Regions from separate parts of the Homo sapiens genome. Here region 1 is linked to region 2. Evidence: read pairs that join two places in POLR2A ChIA-PET (ENCODE). Cell type or tissue: PC-3. All regions are shown on one strand.

Region 1 (5,000 bases), 140 kb before region 2:
TAAGCATTTTCTCAAATCAAAGATTATTTCATGCATGATTTTTAATCGCTGTATAGGATGAATATTCCATAATGTAATTCAAGAATACCACTTGAATTTCTTATTACAAACAAGACTGCAATGCTGCACATGATGCTATAGATAAACCTTTGACTAGCTATAGATAAACCTTTGACTGCCCTCTGGTTATTTCCTTAGGAAATATTTCTAGAAGTGAAATGAGAGAGTTGAACCATATGTATACATCTTCACTTCAATAAAAAATATATAATTTCAAACTCATTGAAAAAAACTTCAAAAACAGATGTAGAGGAAAAGTGAAATTTTCTCCTCCTCCCTGCAAAATCAGCTTCATGGAAGACAATTTTTCCACGGACCAGAGGCAGCGGGGTATGGTTTCGGGATGATTCAAGTATACTGCATTTATTGTGCATTTCATTTCTATTGTTATTACATTGTATATAATGACACAATTCTACAACTCACAATAATGTAGAATCAGTGGAAGCCCTGAGCTTGTTTTCCTGCAACTAGACAGTCCTATCTGGGGGTGCTGGGAGACAGTGACAGATCATCAAGCATTAGATTCTCATAAGGAGGAGCAACCTAGATCCCTCGCATGCGCAGTTCACAGTAGGGTTTACACTCCTATGAGAATCTGTGCCGCTACTGATGTGACAGGAGGTGGAGCTCAGGCAGTCATGCGAGGGATGGAAAGGGGCTGTAAATACAGATGAAGCTTTGCTCACTCACCCACAGCTCACCTCCTGGTGTGCAGCCTGGTTCCTAGCAGGCCATGGACCGCTCCTGGTCTGTGGCCCGGGGATTGGGGACCCCTGGTTTAGAACGTATCTTTCCAGACCTTTCATAGGCATTTTGTGTGCATACAAAAGGTAGTGCGCACAAATAAAGTTGTTTTTGTTTTTACTTTTAAATGAGATCATATTATACAAATTGTTTTGCATTTGTTTTTTACTTACTATTTCTTGGACCACCTCCTATGGCCTATACCTATGGACTGACAGGTACACACACACACACACACACACACACACACACACACACACACCTTTTCTACACAGTAAGGTATGCCACTATTAACTTAATCATTTTTTTATTTGATAGAAATTTGCAGGGTTTCCTGTTTTCACCATTAGAAACAACGCTGCCTTTAAAAGCTGTGTTTCCATATAAATCTTGTGCAAAAAGAAAGTCTATCTGTAGGATGTATTTCTAGAGTGGAGTTGCTGGGTCAAATGAGGTACATATTTAAAATTCTGAAACTGTTTGCCAATTTGTCCAATTTACTCTCCTAATTAACATTGTATAAAATGTCCACCTTCAACCCTGGTCAAGACTGAATATTATTTTAAATTTCTGCCCATTCAGTGGGCAGGGAAAAGGTATCTCAATGCTTTGATAGTCACTTCATACTTTTCCCTCATTTGCTTCTCTTCTTCTGTTAACTGGTCGTTCATATTTCTTGCCCAAGGACTTTTGTTATTCACTTCTTTATCAAGGATAGTTAATACTTTGTCTATTGTATGTGTTCCAAATATTTCCTTCCATCTCTGACTTGCCTTTTAATTGTATGGGTTTTTTTTTTAATATACAAAGTTTTACATTTTGAGATGTTGAAGCTCTCTATCTTTTTCTTTATGGCTTCTGGATTTTTTTACAGCTTCCTGATGAAGCCTTCCCATTCCATCAGCATAAAAACATTCGTCTTTGAAATCTTTTTAGAAAACGCTGACAATAGTGTATATAACACACATAACACACATATTGCTCTGTTTCCTATACAAGGATCTAAATTTTAACTTTGGAAAAACTGACTGATATGGACAATCATTTCTCTATTTTCTAGCTATAATAAACTGTAAAGCATTGAATTTATTCCCTTCAAATCATATTAGGAAATTAGACAACCTAGCTTACATCTAGGTTGATCACTGGCCATTCAGCTTCTCAATGTGAGGAACGTATTTCAGATTAATTCTTCAAAAACTGAAAAAACTCTTTAAGAACTCAAAAAAATTAGCCGTTTCCCCCAGTCAGAAACCCTCCTTTTCACACAGGCATCAGCAGACTTAACCTTGATATAGGGCAGTAAATTTGCTAAGTGTAATCTTACATCAGAATGTTATTTATAGGTAAGGCATCTGAGGGCCAAAGAAGATAAATTTTTTTAAACCAGGTTTAAGATGTGTGCATGCATGTGTGCACATGTGTATGTGCATGTATGTGTGCACACATGTGTGTGTAGGGGAAAGAGTGGGACTGAGGGAAATAGGAATTGATGGGAGGAATATGAGAAGGCATGGTGGAAGGTTTCCCAGGGGCCCCGTGTGAGCTGGCCCATGGGGACCTGACAAGGTGCCCCGCCAAGACAAAATGGAGAGTACATTTTAAGTGGAGGACAAAGCAGAAGAAAAGGAATAGAGGCAAGAAACCCAGAGCCATGTTCACAACTGGCAAGGTTAGGAGATACTGGTTCCTGGCACAGGCATGGTCCTGACCTGGCCGGCTGGCCACCTCATGGTTCCCTGAGGAGAACCACTTGCCTATAGGCCCTGAGGGGGAACATTCCCCACCCAACTCTACCTCTGTTGTGGATCATGCCAAGAAAGGATTGCCCACTGATGAGATGATTGGGATTCAGACAATTGTTCAGTTAGTAGTAAATCAGTCATTGAAAACACAGACCGAGTGAGGCCATGAGGCAGCAGAGGGAGGAGCTCCACGGAGGACCACAGCCCTCAAATGGCCCTCAAATGACAGTGACGGAGCTCCCCACTTCACCTCCCTGAGCCTGGGGTTCTGCTGTAAACTGAGGGAAGCTTCCTCCATTGTCTTCAAGGAATTTTCCAGAAGGCTCTAAATTCTAAGAGTCTATGACTCAATTTCCATGGAACAGAACATACTTAGAGTCCTACTTTTCTCTTTTGTAACAAGAGAAATTCTTGGCAACTGTTAAAGTCAAGGAAAGCAAACCAGAGTGCACATCAGCTGACTAATGTGCCTAAGGCAATTAAGTCAAAATATTTTTCAAATAGTACTGAAACAGCTCATCTCCCATTAACAAATACTTCTAGACTTTCCAGACTTGTCTTGCTCAGCCCAGCTGTAGAAACATCCCTTATGTGTGCTGGCCATTAGGTGGAGAGTTTCCAACCTATGAGAATGAGCTGCAGATCAGCCGCACCTGCATGTGCTCAGGCACCAGAGGACAGGCATCAACTTGGCCTCCTCAGCAGCCCCTATCTTTCCCCCACCTACTGCCAAACAGTACAGAAGGTGACTGTGAGGCTGCTCCTGCTCAGGCTGTGATGGGGTTGAACTTCATGGGGCTCTCTATCCCAGTGCTTCATTAGTTCTTACTCTGTACAAACATCACCCAAGCACCACTTCTCAGCCTCACTAAGAATCTTGAGTCTCCCACCAAGTACCATATATGTGCTTCAGGCAACCCTGTGTGGTCACTGTTGTGCCCATTCAAGTCTGAAAAACTCTGAGGCTGACTAAAGGACGGAACCAAAGGAGAGACTGAATGCAGGCTGGCCCTTCACACCACTCTGCTCTAGGAAAACTAACACAGCCTCATGTGGACAGGACCGTCTCTGGGGTTCCTGTTCGCCAGCAACATCCACTCTATCTTGTTTCAGTATTAAGCTTCTGTCACTTTAATGCATATTAATAGATGTGTTTGTCATTATTAAGGTGGAAGGTGGTTAGATTCTGAAGGGAGGTGAGAACTGAATAGGTCCTGGGGTGCAACACAATTGCACAGAAAACCTGGTTAAGAACTCAAACTCTGAAATTAAACAGACCCAGCTTTGGATTCCAGTTCCACCTCTTATCAGTGTGTCACCCTGGACAAGTTACGGCAAAAGGCCTCTTTTTCCTTACATATAATGCAGATAATAGTGCCTATCTCATAGGGGCTGCTGGGAGAATTAAGAAATAACACTTAACATATGTAAGCTACTATAATCAGCATCCACAGCAGGTGTGAGCACATCTTTTTATCCGTGCCGACTCAGCCTGTGGACTCACCGGCATGTTATCCGGGATCAGACAGCTTGTTTCCAGCCTTCTCTAATCACCAGCACTGGACTGTCCTGACTGTCTGACTTTAGGTTTAGTTCAGGCAGCTGTGACCATTAAGAATGACACAATGACAATGTAAAAATATGTACTGTACATATACATCGTAATACAAAATGAAAAGGCAGAATTTAGGATGATGTACATCACCTAGGTAAATGAACACAACAGGATCCTAGGAGGCTTATAGAGACTAAGTATTAATAGTTGGTGTTTCGTGGTGAAAGAGTTATTGGTGTTTGATTTCAGTGAAAAGCTGATGAAAAAGGATCTTTTTTAAATGAGAGCTGTGGATAAGATCTGTAGTTTCATCAACCTCTTTTTTTTCTGTCCCCTCCCCATGTTGGCCACATGTTTTTCAATATTCTTACATTGTTTACCAGTAAACTGATTAATTCTGTGTATTATTCTTCCATTTCAATACTGATCCAAATTTTAATCAACAATCCATATTTATAAGGGGTTCATAATGACATTATAAAAATCAAGTCACTGCCACAGGTGTGATAATAAGCATAGCTGAGCAAGCAAGAAACAATCAGTGGCTTCATTTCCATAGTCAAGGGCACTCACATTCAAGGTCAACCTCATTCTAAAGGTAGTGGGAAGTGAGACCTGGTACCAGCTCCAGTAACAATATCTACAGTTAGACCAATCCTGTGTCAGAAACTCCTATTATGTCATCCACAGCCAATCAGAACGTGGAGTCAGCATGAAACCTTCCATACAGGGTTGCAATTCCAAACAAAAGCAAGGAAACTTGATGGTTTGGGTAGCTTTTGTATGTTCATCCTGGGTAAAAGCATAGTTTCTGTTAAGCCTTTTCAAATGCTGAAAATGGTCCCTGGTTCCCATGGGTTCCTTTGCAGATGGCATGAGCCCAGGTCAGCTCC
Region 2 (5,000 bases):
GTCCCTGTTTGCAGATGACATGATTGGATATCTAGAAAACCCCATTGTCTCAGCCCAAAATCTCCTTAAGCTGATAAGCAACTTCAGCAAAGTCTCAGGATACAAAATCAATGTACAAAAATCACAAGCATTCTTATACACCAATAACAGACAAACAGAGAGCCAAATCATGAGTGAACTCCCATTCACAATTGCTTCAAAGAGAATAAAACACCTAGGAATCCAACTTACAAGGGACATGAAGGACCTCTTCAAGGAAAACTACAAACCACTGCTCAATGAAATAAAAGAGGATACAAACAAATGGAAGAACATTCCATGGTCATGGGTAGGAAGAATCAATATCGTGAAAATGGCCATACTGCCCAAGGTAATTTATAGATTCAATGCCATCCCCATCAAGCTACCAATGACTTTCTTCACAGAATTGGAAAAAACTACTTTAAAGTTCATATGGAACCAAAAAAGAGCCCGCATCACCAAGTCAATCCTAAGCCAAAAGAACAAAGCTGGAGACATCACGCAACCTGACTTCAAACTATACTACAAGGCTACAGTAACCAAAACAGCATGGTACTGGTACCAAAACAGAGATATAGATCAATGGAACGGAACAGAGCCCTCAGGAATAACGCCGCATATCAACAACTATCTGATCTTTGACAAACCTGAGAAAAACAAGCAATGGGGAAAGGATTCCCTATTTAATAAATGGTGCTGGGAAAACTGGCTAGCCACATGTAGAAAGCTGAAACTGGATCCCTTCCTTACACCTTATACAAAAATTAATTCAAGATGGATTAAAGACTTAAACATTAGACCTAAAACCATAAAAACCCTAGAAGAAAACCTAGGCATTACCATTCAGGACATAGGCATGGGCAAGGACTTCATGTCTAAAACACCAAAAGCAATGGCAACAAAAGCCAAAATTGACAAATGGGCTCTAATTAAACTAAAGAGTTTCTGCACAGCAAAAGAAACTACCATCAGAGTGAACAGGCAACCTACAAAATGGGAGAAAATTTTTGCAACCTACTCATCTGACAAAGGGCTAATATCCAGAATCTACAATGAACTCAAACAAATTTACAAGAAAAAAACAAACAACCCCATCAAAAAGTGGGCGAAGGACATGAACAGACACTTCTCAAAAGAAGACATTTATACAGCCAAAAAACACATGAAAAAATGCTCACCATCACTGGCCATCAGAGAAATGCAAATCAAAACCGCTATGAGATACCATCTCACACCAGTTAGAATGGCGATCATTAAAAAGTCAGGAAACAACAGGTGCTGGAGAGGATGTGGAGAAACAGGAACACTTTTACACTGTTGGTGGGACTGTAAACTAGTTCAACCATTGTGGAAGTCAGTGTGGCGATTCCTCAGGGATCTAGAACTAGAAATACCATTTGACCCAGCCATCCCATTACTGGGTATATACCCAAAGGACTATAAATCATGCTGCTATAAAGACACATGCACACGTATGTTTATTGTGGCACTATTCACAATAGCAAAGACTTGGAACCAATCCAAATGTCCAACAATGATAGACCAGATTAAGAAAATGTGGCACATATACACCATGGAATACTATGCAGCCATAAAAAACGATGAGTTCATGTCCTTTGTAGGGACATGGATGAAATTGGAAATCATCATTCTCAGTAAACTATAGCAAGGACAAAAAACCAAACACCGCATCTTCTCACTCATAGGTGGGAATTGAACAATGAGAACACATGGACACAGGAAGGGGAACATCACACTCTGGGGACTGTAGTGGGGTGGGGGGAGGGGGGAGGGATAGCATTAGGAGATATACCTAATGCTAAATGACGAGTTAATGGGTGCGGTACACCAGCATGGCACATGTATACATATGTAACTAACCTGCACATTGTGCACATGTACCCTAAAACTTAAAGTATAATAATAATAAAAAAAGAGACTGAAACTCCATTTCAAAAAAAAAAAAAAAGCAACAAAAGAAAAGTTTTGCAGCTTGTAATGCAGCAAATAATGATTCATGCATTCACTCATGTATTTGTTCACTCACTCATTTCACCCCACAAGTATTTATTGCAGGTTCTCTCTGTGGCGGGCCCCTTGCTAGGCACTGAGAGATAGCAGTGAATAAGAAACAGTCTCTGACTTCAAAGTGCTTACATTTAGTGGTTGATTCAGATGCATTATTTGTCACAGACCCCATAGGAAAAACACTGAACTGGCAGGGCGTGGTGGCTCACACCTGTAATCCCAGCATTTTGGGAGGCCGAGGTGGACGGATCACAATGTCAGGAGTTCAAGACAAGCCCGGCCAACATGGCGAAACCCCGTCTCTACTAAAAATACAAAAATTATCTAGGTGTGGTGGTGCATGCCTATAATCCCAGCTACTCGGGAGGCTGAGGCAGGAGAATCGCTTGAACCCGGGAGGCGGAGGTTGCAGTGAGCTGAGATAGTGCCACTTCACTGCAGCCTGGGCAACAAGAGCAAAACTCCATCTCAAAAAAAAAAAAAAAAAGAAAAGAAAAAAGACACTGAACCTAGCCTTGGGAATCATGGAAAGGCCTGTTGGAGAAAGTTATCCAGGGAAAGTATCTGAGACAGAATGTCTCAGTCCATCTGGGCTTCTACCACAAAATGCTGTAGACTGGTCTAGTTATGTCTATGAATTCTTCATAGGTAAAACCGGGTCTTAGGTAGCTCTTTATCCCCAGTAAGTTGCCCAGCATACAGAAAATGCTCAATATGTGTTGAACTGGTACTTTTCTTTAATGAGATAATATAAATTGTATCAGTAAAAAAATACCATGAGCCATCAAAATATAAGTCATGATCAATACTTAACTAAATTGCTAGCACACACTATAGACCAGCAGGACCCAATGTATATGCCAATATACCAGTTGGGTAGTTGGTAGCCTACCTATGGTGCTGGAGACTGTTGCTGACACTGCACACTCAATGCTTGACACATAGGAGGCTTTTAGTAAATAACTGAACAAATGAATGAATGAACGTTATGAATGCAGACACATGAGAACCCCTTCACCGTGCAACCAAGAAGTGCTGACTGTCTCTGTCCCCTGAAACATTGTCATCTAACACTCATTCCTTCATCCAACAAATATGTATTGAATTCCTCCTGTGTGCCGGGCACTGTTCTAGGTGTTAAGGATATAGCACTGAACAAAATAATGTTCCTGTTCTCAGCGGCTTGCATTCTAGTGGCTGCATACACATAATAAACAAGAAAGGTAGAGTATATTTTTGGTGCTAAGTACTTTAGAGGGAAATAAAGCCAGGTAAGGAGGGTTAGGAGTCTGAGGGAACTTTCAAGTTCATGGATTTGAAAGCCAAACAGGCCTGAGGGTGACTCTTGTTCTACCCCCTTGGTAACCCTGTAATCCTTCGTTGAGTTACTAACCTCACAGTCTCAGTTTCCACATCCATAAAGTGGACATTCTTATGCCTATCTCCTTGAATTGTTATGAGCATGAAATGAAAATATATATAAACCTGGGCCAGCCCAGTGGCTCATGCCTATAATCCCAGCACTTTAGGAGGCCGAGGCAGGCAGATCACTTGAGGTTAGGAGTTTGAGACCAGCCTGGACAGCATGGTGAAACCCCATCTCTACTAAAAATACAAAAAGTTAGCAGGGCATGGTGGCGCATGCACCTGTAATCCCAGCTACTCGGGAGGCTGAGGCAGGAGAATTACTTGAACCTGGGAGGCAGAGGTTGTAGTGGGCCGAGATCGTGCCACTGCACTCCAGCCTGGGCAACAGAGTGAGACTTTGTCTCAAAAAAGAAAAAAAAAAAAAGAAAAGAAAATGTATATAAACCCATCATGCAATGTTCAACAAAGGGTAATTGTCATTTCTTTTTTTTTTTTTTTTTTTTTTTGAGACAGAGTCTCACTCTGTGGCCCAGGCTGGAGTGCAGTGGCGCAATCTCAGCTCACCGCAGCCTCTGCCTCCCGGGTTCAAGAGATTCTTGTGCCTCAGCCTCCCGAGTAGGTGAGATTACAGGCATGCTGCCATGCCCAGCTAATTTTCGTATTTTTAGTAGAGATGGGGTTTTATCATATTGGCCAGGCTGGTCTCGAACTCCCGGCCTCAAGTGATCTGCCCACCTTGGCCTCCCAAGTCCTGGGATTACAGACGTGAGCCACCATGCCCAGCCATGTTATCATTATTTTTGAGTTTACTAATGCTTTCTCATTTGTGGCCCTGTCATAGGACCCACGTCTGGGATCTAGCATAGTGCTTGTCACAGGGGATGGAGAAATATAACAGAGTAATGAAAACATTAACCAGTGTTCAGAGTCTTACTCTGTACAAATCTCTCAGCTCATGCTTACAGTATAGTTATCTCATTAATCATTATAGCAGTCCTAAAAGGTCATTATCACCATCTCACAGCGCTGCGGCACGTTCAATAACTCACCCAAGGTCACAGAAGCAGTGAGCGGCAGGGTTGAGCTTTGGTGCCGGAGCCTGTACCCTCAACACGCACAGTAGACTGTTAACTCGCTCTGCAGTGGTTTCTTCCCACGAGCACCAAAGCCCCATCTGAGCACATTCATTCAGATAAGCAGGGGCAGGAAATGTATCAGCTCTCTTTGGCCATGCTGGATTGCAGCATGGTGGCCTCTTGAGCCCGCCATATGCCAACACCCTCCCGCAGCAGCAGCCCTACCTGTTATGTTGACCACGATGCTGCTGACCTTGGATATGCGGCTGGACTCCACTTTGCACGTGTAGTTGCCACTGTGCTCCACCATGGCCATGACTGAGTACACAGCCTTGTTGCCATGTCTGTTGTGGGCCACAATCGCCTTGTCCTTCTGAATTATGATTTCTGGAAACTCCTGGGCCAGGTGAGTCACTTGAATGGTGCACTTAATGTGGAGCTGAGCTCCTTCCATGATCATTCCGGTGGGGCTGATGTGGAACTTGGGTGTAGAGAAGGATTCTGCAA

What was found. Peaks named below come from ENCODE experiments on the same cell type or tissue, not always from the same donor. Only the 100,000 strongest peaks of a DNase experiment are listed, where the experiment ranks them.
Region 1: POLR2A ChIA-PET joins it to region 2 with 8 read pairs; 2 of 35 experiments call an interaction of 5 or more read pairs at or near these places.

The regions. Positions count from the first base shown.
Region 1 is chr17:64,227,903-64,232,902 of GRCh38, forward strand. The region is part of intron 1 of TEX2 (testis expressed 2); the gene reads right to left. Among named protein-coding and RNA genes, the nearest start is that of TEX2, 33 kb to the right of the region's middle. In PC-3, no CTCF peak of the experiment used is centred here; DNase peaks (open chromatin) are centred at 2,649 and 3,059; H3K27ac peaks cover 1,541 bases.
Region 2 is chr17:64,365,032-64,370,031 of GRCh38, forward strand. It overlaps PECAM1 (platelet and endothelial cell adhesion molecule 1), which reads right to left. Exons shown (of 16, transcript NM_000442.5): 5 at 4,719-4,994. Among named protein-coding and RNA genes, the nearest start is that of PECAM1, 23 kb to the right of the region's middle. In PC-3, no CTCF peak of the experiment used is centred here; no DNase peak of the experiment used is centred here; H3K27ac peaks cover 941 bases.